2 separate regions of the Homo sapiens genome follow, and region 1 is linked to region 2. Evidence: chromatin contacts called from ENCODE Hi-C or POLR2A ChIA-PET data. All regions are on one chromosome and are shown on one strand. The core of a region is the stretch at or near the end of the contact, and the rest is flanking DNA. Distances in the headings are between cores, read along the strand shown. Region 1 has its middle 82 kb from the start of GPR141. Region 2 overlaps GPR141 (G protein-coupled receptor 141).

Region 1 (5,084 bases), core at 1,892-4,391, 60 kb after region 2:
ATCTGTCCAATCATGTATTTTTATTTGATTTGGAAAATAATATGACTGGGGGGCAGGGCCAAGATGGCCGACTAGAATCAGTGTCAGTCAGAGTCTTCCATTGAAAAGAACCAAAACAGTGTGCGAATCCTCCACTGGCAACCCAGATATCCAGGTTCTGTCATCAGGACTGAGTAGGAGGCTGGGGTGACCCACGGAGAGGAAGGAAGAGCAGTGTGATGGGCGGCCCACCTGAGAGCCATAAGGGGCGGAGGAGACCTCAACCCCCAGCCAACGGAGGTGGTGAGTGAGCACACTACCCAGCCTGGGAAACTGTGCTTTTTCCATGCAACTGAGCGACCCACAGATCAGAAGATCCCACTCGTGAACCCAAGCCACCGTGGCCTAGCGTCCCAACTATGGAGCCATGCAGATTCTCAACAGCCACTCAGCTAGAATCTGCCTAAGCTTGCCCAGTTCTTGAGGAGAGGGGAGGCCATCGCCACAGCTGCAGCTGCCTGCTGTCTAAGCCTTCTGGGCTCCTTGGAGGAGGGGCGGCAGGCAACACTGGGAATGCTAGCTGCCTAACACACTATGCTCCCAGGGCAGGGGAAGGGCGGCAGCCATCTCTATAGCTCCAGGCCACGCTTTTCCTCTGCTGGAGCCAAGGAGGCTGGACGGTTGGGTCCCAAGAGGTATTCGCCACAGCCTAACAAACCGGCTGTGGCAGACTACGGCCAAAGTGCCTCTTCAGGCCTGACCTTGACCCATTCCTCCTCACTGGGTGGGGCCTCCCTGCAGGAATTCCAACAACTCCAACCAGGGGCTCAGGGACAGAACTCTAATCTCCCTGGGCCTGAGCCCATGAAGGGGTGGCCATAGTCTCCGTGGACCAGCAGACTTGGTCTTTTGTTCTTCTAGTTCTGAGGAATCGGAGCAGCCCAGAGGAGTAGGTTTCCCCACAGCGAGGCACACCCCCTCTACCAAGGGACAGCCAAAGTGCTTCGTTAAATGGGTCCTGCATCCCATGCCATCCAACTGAGTGAGATCCTCCAACAGAGGTTGTCAGACACCTTATATGGGAGCATTTCTACTGGCATCACATTGGTGCCCCTCGAGGTCAGAGATCCCAGAGGAAGGAGCAGGCATCCATCTTTGCTGTTCTCCAGTCTCCTCGAGTGACATCTCCAGGCACGGGAGTGAACCTGATGAATAGGGCCTGAAGTGAACTCCCAGCAAACCACAGCAGCCCTAGAGAAGAGGGAGCTGACTATTAAAAAACAAACAAACAAACAAACAGAAAGCAACAACAATAGCATCAACAAAAAAGTCCCCACAAATCCTCATCCAAGGATCAACAGCCTCAAAGATCAAAACTAGACAAACTTATGAAGAAGAGAAAAAATAAAAAAAAACACAGAAAACCCAAAAGGCCAGAGTGCCTCTTCTCTTCCAAATGATCACAACACCTCTCCAGCAAGGGCACAGAACTGGACGGAGGATGACATGGATGAACTGACAGAAGAAACAATAGATGCTGGCAAGGCTGTGGAGAAATAGAAATGCTTTTACACTGTTGGTGGGAATGTGAATTAGTTCAACCATTGTGGAAGACAGTGTGGCAATTCTTCAGGGATCTAGAACCAGAAATTCCGTTTGACTCAGCAATCCCATTACTGGGTACATAACCAAAGGAATATAAATCATTCTACTATAAAGATACATGCACATGTATGTTTATTGCAGCACTATTTACAATAGCAAAGACATGGAACCAACCCAAATGCCCATCAATGATAGATTGGTTAAATAAAATGTGGTACATATACACTATGGAATACTATGCAGCCATAAAAACAAATGAGATCATGTGCTTTGCAGGGACATAGATGAAGCCAGAAGCCATCTTGTTCAGCAAACCAGCACAGGAACAGAAAACCAAACACTACATGTTCTCACTCATAAGTGGGAGTTGAACAATGAGAACACATGGACACAGGGAGGGGAACATCACATATGGGGACCTGTAGGGGGAGGAGGAGAGGGAGATCATCAGGACAAATAGCTAATGCATTTGGGGCTTAAAGCCTAGATGACGGGTTGATAGTTGCAGCAAACCACCATGGCACATGTATACCCATGTAACAAACCTGCATGTTCTGCACATGTATCCAGAAACTTAAAGTAAAATAAAAATTAAAAACAACAATAATAATATGATTGTAAAGATAGATCACGTTTAAAGAGGGCAGCTCACTGTGGTGTACTGGTAATTTTTGAACAACTGGTTCCCTTCTCCCTAAAAAAAACCTCTGTGTGTGTGTGTATGTATGTGCGTGTGTGTGTATGTATGTGTATATGCATATATATTATATACACAATATTATTTATTATAAATTCCATACAGCCAGTTAGTTCCCACAGAATGCTTTTATTAATTTTTACCAAACTCTTATCTATAGCCAACCTTTGTTTGCAACTGATGAATAAGTTAGTTGACACATTTGTTTATCTCATGTAAGACAAAAGTCAAACAATGAAGACTCACGTCTCGGAAATTCACTGTTTTGTCCATGGTGTGAGCAAGTTCCCTGTTGAATTGTGTAATAGTGGTTGAATACTAGAAAACTGTATTTTTCATTTCAGTGCTGGTCAGTGTAATAACTACAGACACACAACACACTTCTAAGTTTAATCTGCTTTATCAACATTTTCTCTACCACTTCCATAAGTCTAGACAGTCAATAAAAAATAAATTGAGCCCTGATTTGTAGTATTTGCCAATTCCCACCAGGCCAATTTCAAGCTATCCGAGTGATGTCACCAAACACAGATTTGGGAAGAAATGTGCAGTGACACAGCATTATGTAGAACTCGCAACTTGCAACTAAGACATAAGTAACTTCAAAAGTATAAATAAATAAAACACAGTAATTGATAAGTTCTAGTAAGTGATGAGTTCTACACATTATTACTTGAATTTTTAATAATGGCTAGTTGGTAGAGAATGTAAATCAGTTTAGTTTCTACAGCAGTGACATCAGATTCCAATGAAGGGGTGAGAAAAGAAAGTGAAAAACAGAAGAAAGGGGAAAGAAATATTTGAGCATGTGATGTGGGCTAGGTACTTTCCTTACATGAGCTCCTTTAGAGTCCTTTCTCCAACTTTCGAATGAACAAAATGAGTCCCAGCAAAGCACCTCCTCCTTTGACCACAGGACGCTGCCTCAGAAGGAGAGCCACCAGTTCCTGTTGCTCCTGGCTGCTTTTCTTTGTGTTCCGTTTCCTCTATTTAACTCAAATTACTGAGAAGTAGTCTGCTTATGTTTTAGTTATAAGCCTCTGATGGAAAGCTGGGGCAGCCACCCACTAGGGAAGATAGATGGCCAGACCCTCTCTCTTCATCTCTCTGGCAGCCAGAACTTAGGTGACCCAGCAGGGCCTAATCAGACATACATGCCCAGCACTTGAACATGGGAGCCGTGGATGGTGGAGAATTTATTCCGACTAGTGTGACCAACTGTCCTGCTTTGCTGAAGACAGAGGGGGTTCTCAGGAGCCCAGACTATCAGTTTAAAACCAGCAAAGAGTTTTGAGCATACCAGCGCAAGTGGGTCACCTGCTGCTGGAGTCTGGGGGTGGCAGTTTCAGCCTCAGTGTGCAGGGTCAACAGTGACTGCAGGGGAATCTGCAGCATCTGCAGTGCGGCGTTGACCACCCTAAGATCAAGTTCTGAGTCTTGATTTGGGCTGTGGTTCTGGCTGCCCTCCGTTCATGCCTATTTTCAGAAACTAGTTCTGCATCTTCCCAATTATTCTGTGAACCAACTAATAACCTTGCAAAACCTCCTTTTCTGTTTAATGTCAGCCAAGGCAAAGTTTCTGCTGCTTGCAGGGAATAGCCCTGGACTGACACCATGCTTCTCTCAGCTTTCCTTACTGTTGTTCCATCTCCCAGCAATGGCTGGCTCTGGAGTTCATTGTTCTGTGCTCCGCATAGGTGAAGTCTCCAGGGAAAAGTGCTTCTTTCTAAGGCACTGTCAGACTTACGGAAGTGATTTATTTAATAGATAAACCAGCACTGATGACTTCTAACCAGTTAAAGCTGATTGTTTTTTCCAGTCAGGAATTCTGGTAAAACCATATACCTCTATCCATAGTGTTAGTCCCTAATTGCCAGGCATGGGCTGTAGAGTTTAAGTGGGACTAGAGACCAACACACGTACGATAAACAATAGAGGTAGGAAATATACCTCAAATTTCCTGGCTATTGATTGATTCATAAAACTATTTTATAATGATCCAAAGGATTAAGCAACAAATAAAGTCATTAAAATAGTGTACTTAAAAGTTGCACTTTGCAAAATGGGTATGTTATCTAGGTACTCGTACACTATTTTTGTACTGCTGGTCCTGTACCAGAAACATTTTTTTTTCCATTGTTACTTGCTTTTTAAACTTTGCTTAGCCACTTAAAGAAAATCTGCTTGCACAATTTGCCTCAAATCCACTCCCATTGTGAGCTGATTTTTTAATTTTTCCAATTAAAAAAATCACAATTTATGCCCCCTCCCCCCCAAAACTCCTTAAATCATAGTGAGACAAACCTTCCATGAGGCCAGACTATGCCCTTCTCATTCAATAGGGTTAGTATTCAGGACCAAAAGAGCTAACCATCTAAGTTTAAATACAATAGAAATATAATGCCAGCCATGTGAGAAAATTTAAATTCCCTAGTAACTACATTTTTTAAAAAGTAAAAAGAAATAGGTGAAATTCGTATATCATTTTGTTTAACATAATATGTTAAAAATATAATCGCTTCAACTTGTAATCCATATAAGGATATTAACAATATATCTTACATTTCTTTTCTTTAATAGTGAGACTTCAAAATTCAGTGTGTAGTTTACCTTCAAGCACATCTCAACTAGGACGACCACATTTCAAGGGTTCAGCCCCATTTGACTTGGGGCTGCTGCCTTAAGCAGTGCAGGTCCAAGATATAAGCCCAAGCAAGACAAGGGTTGTCTCCGCATCCTCCTTCATGTGAGATGTGGCAAGGCTTGAAACCTCTCTAGCTCTGATGCCTTACAGTAAGATTAG
Region 2 (5,364 bases), core at 1,993-4,492:
GATTTTCCTTCCTGTGTAACTTTCATTGTTTTTCAAATGTATCCTCCATATGTACCTTTAGTAAGGGTAAACCGGTAGTATTATCTTTCAATTTTCATTTGTATAAAAGGTCTTTATTTTGCTCACATTCTTCAAAGAATTTTACTGTGTACACATTGTAGGTTGATTATTATTTTCACTCATTTTTTTAAAGATAGTAGTCGACTGTCTTCCTGCTTCCACTGCCACTTTTAAGAAGCTGTTTGTCTGTGTAGAGGATTTTTTTTAGTGGTCTGTCTTCTCTAATTGGCTGCCTTTAATATCAGCTTCTTTTTCCTTAGTATTCTGTGGTTTCACTATGCTGTGTCTAGGTATGATTTCTTTTTATTCACCCTGCTTAAGAACTTTTGGCCTTACTGAATCTGATGATTGATGTTTTTCATCAATTCTGGAAATTTCTCAGCTATTATCTCTCAAAAAAACTGCCTTCACTTGGCTCTCTTTATCTTCTACTCTGGAACAAATTTAACCTCCATGTGACTTCCTTTTTGTAATTTTCATTTTTCTTACAGGAACATAGCATAGTTGCTAAGAAACAGAATTGAATCCAAACTCTGGGTTGAAATGATGCCTTTAACTCTTAGTTGGTATATAAATTCAAGAAAGTTTCTTAAGCTTTCTGTGCCTCAGTTCCCTCAGTTCTAAAATGGAGGGAGCAATAGTATCTACTTCATAGGATTGTTGTAAAGATTGCAAGATGAAATATGTGTAAAGTGCTAAGAAGCTTGCACAGTGTATTTGCTCTTATTTTCTTTTTGTGTTGCATTCTGAGCAATTTTTTTCATCTCTATTATATGGTTCACCAATTTTTATTTTCTCTTTCTGGTTCTATTAGTATATTTTTCACTTTCAAAAATACAACTTTCGAAAAGTAATTTTTGGTTATTTTTCAAAATGCCTATACATTTTAAAAAATCACTTACTTTTAATATATTACATTATTTTATATATGTACGTTTGCATTGGCATTTGCTATTGCTAGTTACCTTCTGCCAGATACCCAGAAACCCTGGGCCATTTCAAACTAAATTTTCAACATGGGATTTTTTGAGACCCACTGATAGTATAGATTCCTTTGTCCAAACTCTGACAAAGCTGTCTTATGGTTATGAATTTTTGTGGGGAGAATATATTTTTTCTTTTCCACCCAAAGCTAAAACTAGGACAAGTAAGTAGACTGTGTCTTTCTCTGGAGTTGATTTTTTTTTTTCCAAGTGTTTTCCTTTTCTTAGGTTGTAGCTTTGTGTGTGTGTTAGTCTGTTCTCATGCTGCTATGAAGAAACACCTGAGACTGGTTAATTTATAAAGGAAAGAAGTTTAATTAACTCACAGTTCCGCATGGCTGGGGAGGCCTCAGGAGACTTACAATCGTGGCAGAAGGCACCTCTTCACAGGGTGGCAGGAGAGAGAATGAGACCCAGTAGGGGAAATGCCAGATGCTTATAAAACCATCAGATCTTGTGAGAACTCACTCACTATCATGGGAACAGCATGGGGGAAACCACCCCCATGATTCAATTACCTCCCACTGAGTCCCTCCCATGACACATGGGGATTGTAGGGATTACAGTTCAAGATGAGATTTGAATGGGGACACAGCTAAATCATATCAGTGTGGTCGAGTCCAATCTGACTTTACACCTTATATGGGGCCCAGGCTTTGTCCCTGTTGTGCTGTGTATATGGGTCTGTTAACAGGAAAGATCTAAGTCTCCAGCATTGATGAATAACTTCAGAGCTGCCTCTGCTTTTATACTCATTTACTCGCTTACCTTTCTTGATTTATGTATTATGAAATTATTCTTTTCTACTAAGACTTTCTACTTATTTTTAACTCATCCATGAGTTTTTAAAAGATGTTTAAAAAATGATTTTTCGCATTTTAGGGTACTTTCCACTGTGAACCGAGGTCAACACTAACTGACTCTGCCTCAAATTCCACATCAGAGTTATTGCTATGTGCTCAGTGACAAGCCCAATACTTAGTATGCAATAGCCACTCTAATAATACTTATTAAATGAATAAATATATGTATAGTTGAATGTAACCCTGGTATTATTTAGATATTTCTCTAAAAACCCAAGGAAAGCTTACTTTGATATTGAAGACAATTAAAATATGTTAAATTTAAAACATTCTATTAAAGCTCTGAACAGAATGCAGGCCTCAATCTGCAACTTTAGGAATTTTTACTGACTTCAGATGGGCAGTCCACAATTCATGTGTTTGCTCTTTTGAAGAATATTCTGCCATAGAAAATAATACTCTAAATGTTGGTTTGATCACCAGACTAAATGGTAAAACCTATATCACTGATAAATTATTTACATCACAGCATAAATACATCTAGAGAATGTATTCTCCATTTATAATATTATTTCTATAACCTCAGTAGAGAAAGGAAATTCTGGGGACTGCGATATATCAGTTGGATTCTGGCTTATGCTAATTGTCTGAAGGAAAGTACATCTGCAAATCTAGGGTTTTTACATTGGAAATTGCTTGCTGGCCTCTTCTCAATATGTTGAGAAAACATATTGAGGGCAAGAAATAAAGTGAGTTCTCTGACTTGGTAAACCTGATTTGAAGTGACAATGAGATGGGGGTCTGAGGGAAAAGATACCAAAGCCTGAGGCTGAAAATTCAAATTTGCAATTAAGAAAATGGTTTTCATTCTGGGATGCCTATTGAAAATATTTGGAGAGCAATAAAAAATATAGACAGCTATACGGTATTCCCATAAGTGAGAACCACGTGTCACTATTTTGCAAAAGCTTCCCAGGCAATTCTATAGGGCAGCCACAGTTGATGCATCAATCCGGATGCCATGAGAAAACTGAAACCACTCCAGGTATTTGAAACAGGAAGGGGTCTAATGTAGGGAATCAGAGGCTGCGACAGCACTGAACGGGCTGAGAGAGGAAAGACCAGAAAAAGCTGCTGCTCCTGTTCCAGAAATCAGGAAATGCGAGAATCTTTGGAAACTACCACTAAAGAGGGCAGCTGCTTTGCTCCAATGAGGGTGGTTTAGAAGAAGCCTGAGACCCACTGGCGAACTACAGGTCTTCTTCCTCCAGAAGCTCTCGGGCCTGCATGGTGTTTACACACACACAAAAATAATGGCTTCTCTTCAGTTCTACCTGCAGGTGTCACAGTAACAGCTCTTATTATTCATGGCGTCTAACGCTAACCTTTGTGGCCAGGGACTCTACGGATGCATAGAAGGGACAAGATGGTGCAAGTCTGTCAATAGATTGAGAAATACTTGGAGAGCATTTAAAAACCAGATTGAGAATCACTGGTTTGGGATAGATGAACTTCCAAAATTCAGAGCACTGTTGTACTCTGTTGTTTTAGTGAACTTTAAACAGCAAAATATTTGTAAAAGCATTTATCCAGATTCAAGAAGAAGGCTTGAGGTTTAACACTCCCAGTGAAGAGCTTTTTTCCACCCTGCAGATTTCTGTGAGTACCAGGAGGAAGTGGGAATATCTTCCCTGACCCCCCACCATAGTTCCTTCCGCTCATCTGGAAGCGTTAAAGAATTCACAAATCAATGGCAAAAATAACTTTTAAGAGGATTCTAGCCAAACAAAGGCCACACTTGGCAGAGGCTCAGCTGAACCTAGTACTCAAATGGAGAGGTTTCATGATGGGTGTCATGAAAATGTGACTATACAAAAGGAAAATGTGTTGATACCAAAGTTCACATCCTTTGTTCTCCATATCATTGCCTCTCTATATGCAAGTGACAGCGTGAATTTTGTAGGACGCTTTTTCACATACATTTTCTTTTCATATAAATCGTAATGATTGACCAGAGACCCTTGCAAATAGCCTGGGCATGGACAAAGGAAAATAAGAACTGCCCCTTCTTGAGATGGTGGCTTTCCCTCTTCTCTCTCCTGAGAGCAACCACCCACCCAGCTGGTACGTTTTCTTCTCTTCCACGCCCACTGCCTCTTCCTCTTTCCCTTTCCCTCCAGAGCTTCCCTGACCCTCTTCTCCTCCCCTTTACCTCCTTCCTGTTAAAAAGTGTCTGGTGGTGGAGCCAGACAGAACTGTAGTCAGAGCCTTGTGGGATTTCTCAGGGGCAGGGTAACCTCAGGTCCTGAACCTCCCAGAACGTCTACATAATAATAGAATGTTTACTTCTTGCCAAGACAATTCTAAGTATTTTTAAATTTAGTGCTGAGAATGGTAATTTGCACATAGTTTGTACCTTACAAGTAGATACCGTTATTACCATTATCCCCATTTTATCAATGTAGGCTTAGAGAGGTCAAACAACTTGCTCAATTTCAGATAGCTAATATTCAAATCAAGTGGTATATATCCCACTGTACTCTGAGCTTCCCTGATTGTAACATTTTTATGACTCTAGTTGTGGCATTATAATTTATGAAGGTCATTGATGAACTACAGTGTCCAAATATCCTGGCCCTCTGAGGAAGGTACTGAAAACCATACTATCTTTATCACTCTCATCAACAATAAGCATTTATCAAGTGTACACTCTATGCCAAGTCTTATGATGTGTTTTATAAGTACAAAAACTTTATGAAACGGGTAACATTATAATCACCCCAATTTACAGATAAGGAAAATAAATTATGGAGACATTAAGTAAATTGCCCAAGATGGCCCAGCTAGTAAATAATAAAGGCAAGATTTTAGAGCCAACGCTTATAGTCATATACTACACTAGAAACTTTAGTTACTTGCCTGAACAAGAAAGGATGACAGGACACAGAGGAAGATGGAGGTTGGGAGCAAAGAGAGAAAATAGGAATATTCAGTTGACAAGGAAATACCAGCTAGAGAGGAAAAACAATTACATTGCAATGCTACGACAGGGTTTTTCTCGGGAGGCAGATTTCTGCACAATGTGATAAAGGACTTTCCAGCAACTATTTTTAACAACACCACAGACTGCCTCTCAAAACAGAGTGTGAATATTTTGACCTTGGAAATTTTCAGATGCTAAAGAAATTTCCTAAATTGAAGAGAACATTGGAGTGTATATGACCTCTAAGCTAGTATGTGACCTCTCAGATGCTTTGGATATAGAAGTTAGCTCATTGAAACCGTCACAGCAGCCTGACAGATGTAATGATAAAATTTTATAAGTGGCCATACTGAAGCATGATGAGGACATGTGGTTGAATCCAGGTAAATGACTAATCTAGTCATTGAGCTCAGCTCAGAATCTGGTCTTGTGAGCATTTCTAGTCTTGCCAGCATTTCTTTCATACTGCCTCTTGACAAATTGCTGGCAAAAAAAAAAAAAAAAAAAAAAAAACGCAAAAGCTGGCCAAAAGCAG

What was found. A loop is a pair of places that touch in the nucleus more often than their neighbours do. ChIA-PET counts read pairs that join two places held with the same protein, here RNA polymerase II (POLR2A). Pooled maps may share reads with other maps.
Region 1: a loop to region 2 is called in a map with no recorded cell type, with 1.8 times the contacts of the local background. The contact joins two enhancer-like sites. A Hi-C loop is called at or near these places in 1 of 168 maps with a recorded cell type or tissue (heart right ventricle), 3 of 37 single-sample maps with no recorded cell type and 2 of 50 pooled maps. POLR2A ChIA-PET finds 5 or more read pairs at or near these places in 2 of 52 experiments (K562 and WTC11).

The regions. Positions count from the first base shown.
Region 1 is chr7:37,762,935-37,768,018 of GRCh38, forward strand. No RefSeq gene overlaps it. Among named protein-coding and RNA genes, the nearest start is that of GPR141, 82 kb to the left of the region's middle. RefSeq lists an enhancer at 2,956-3,425. Within about 2 kb of position 3,142, at least 4 of the 41 ENCODE cell types and tissues checked have a DNase peak (open chromatin) inside an H3K27ac peak, as active enhancers do.
Region 2 is chr7:37,702,994-37,708,357 of GRCh38, forward strand. All of the region lies in intron 2 of GPR141 (G protein-coupled receptor 141), which reads left to right. Among named protein-coding and RNA genes, the nearest start is that of GPR141, 22 kb to the left of the region's middle. RefSeq lists a silencer at 2,919-3,136. Within about 2 kb of position 3,243, at least 2 of the 41 ENCODE cell types and tissues checked have a DNase peak (open chromatin) inside an H3K27ac peak, as active enhancers do.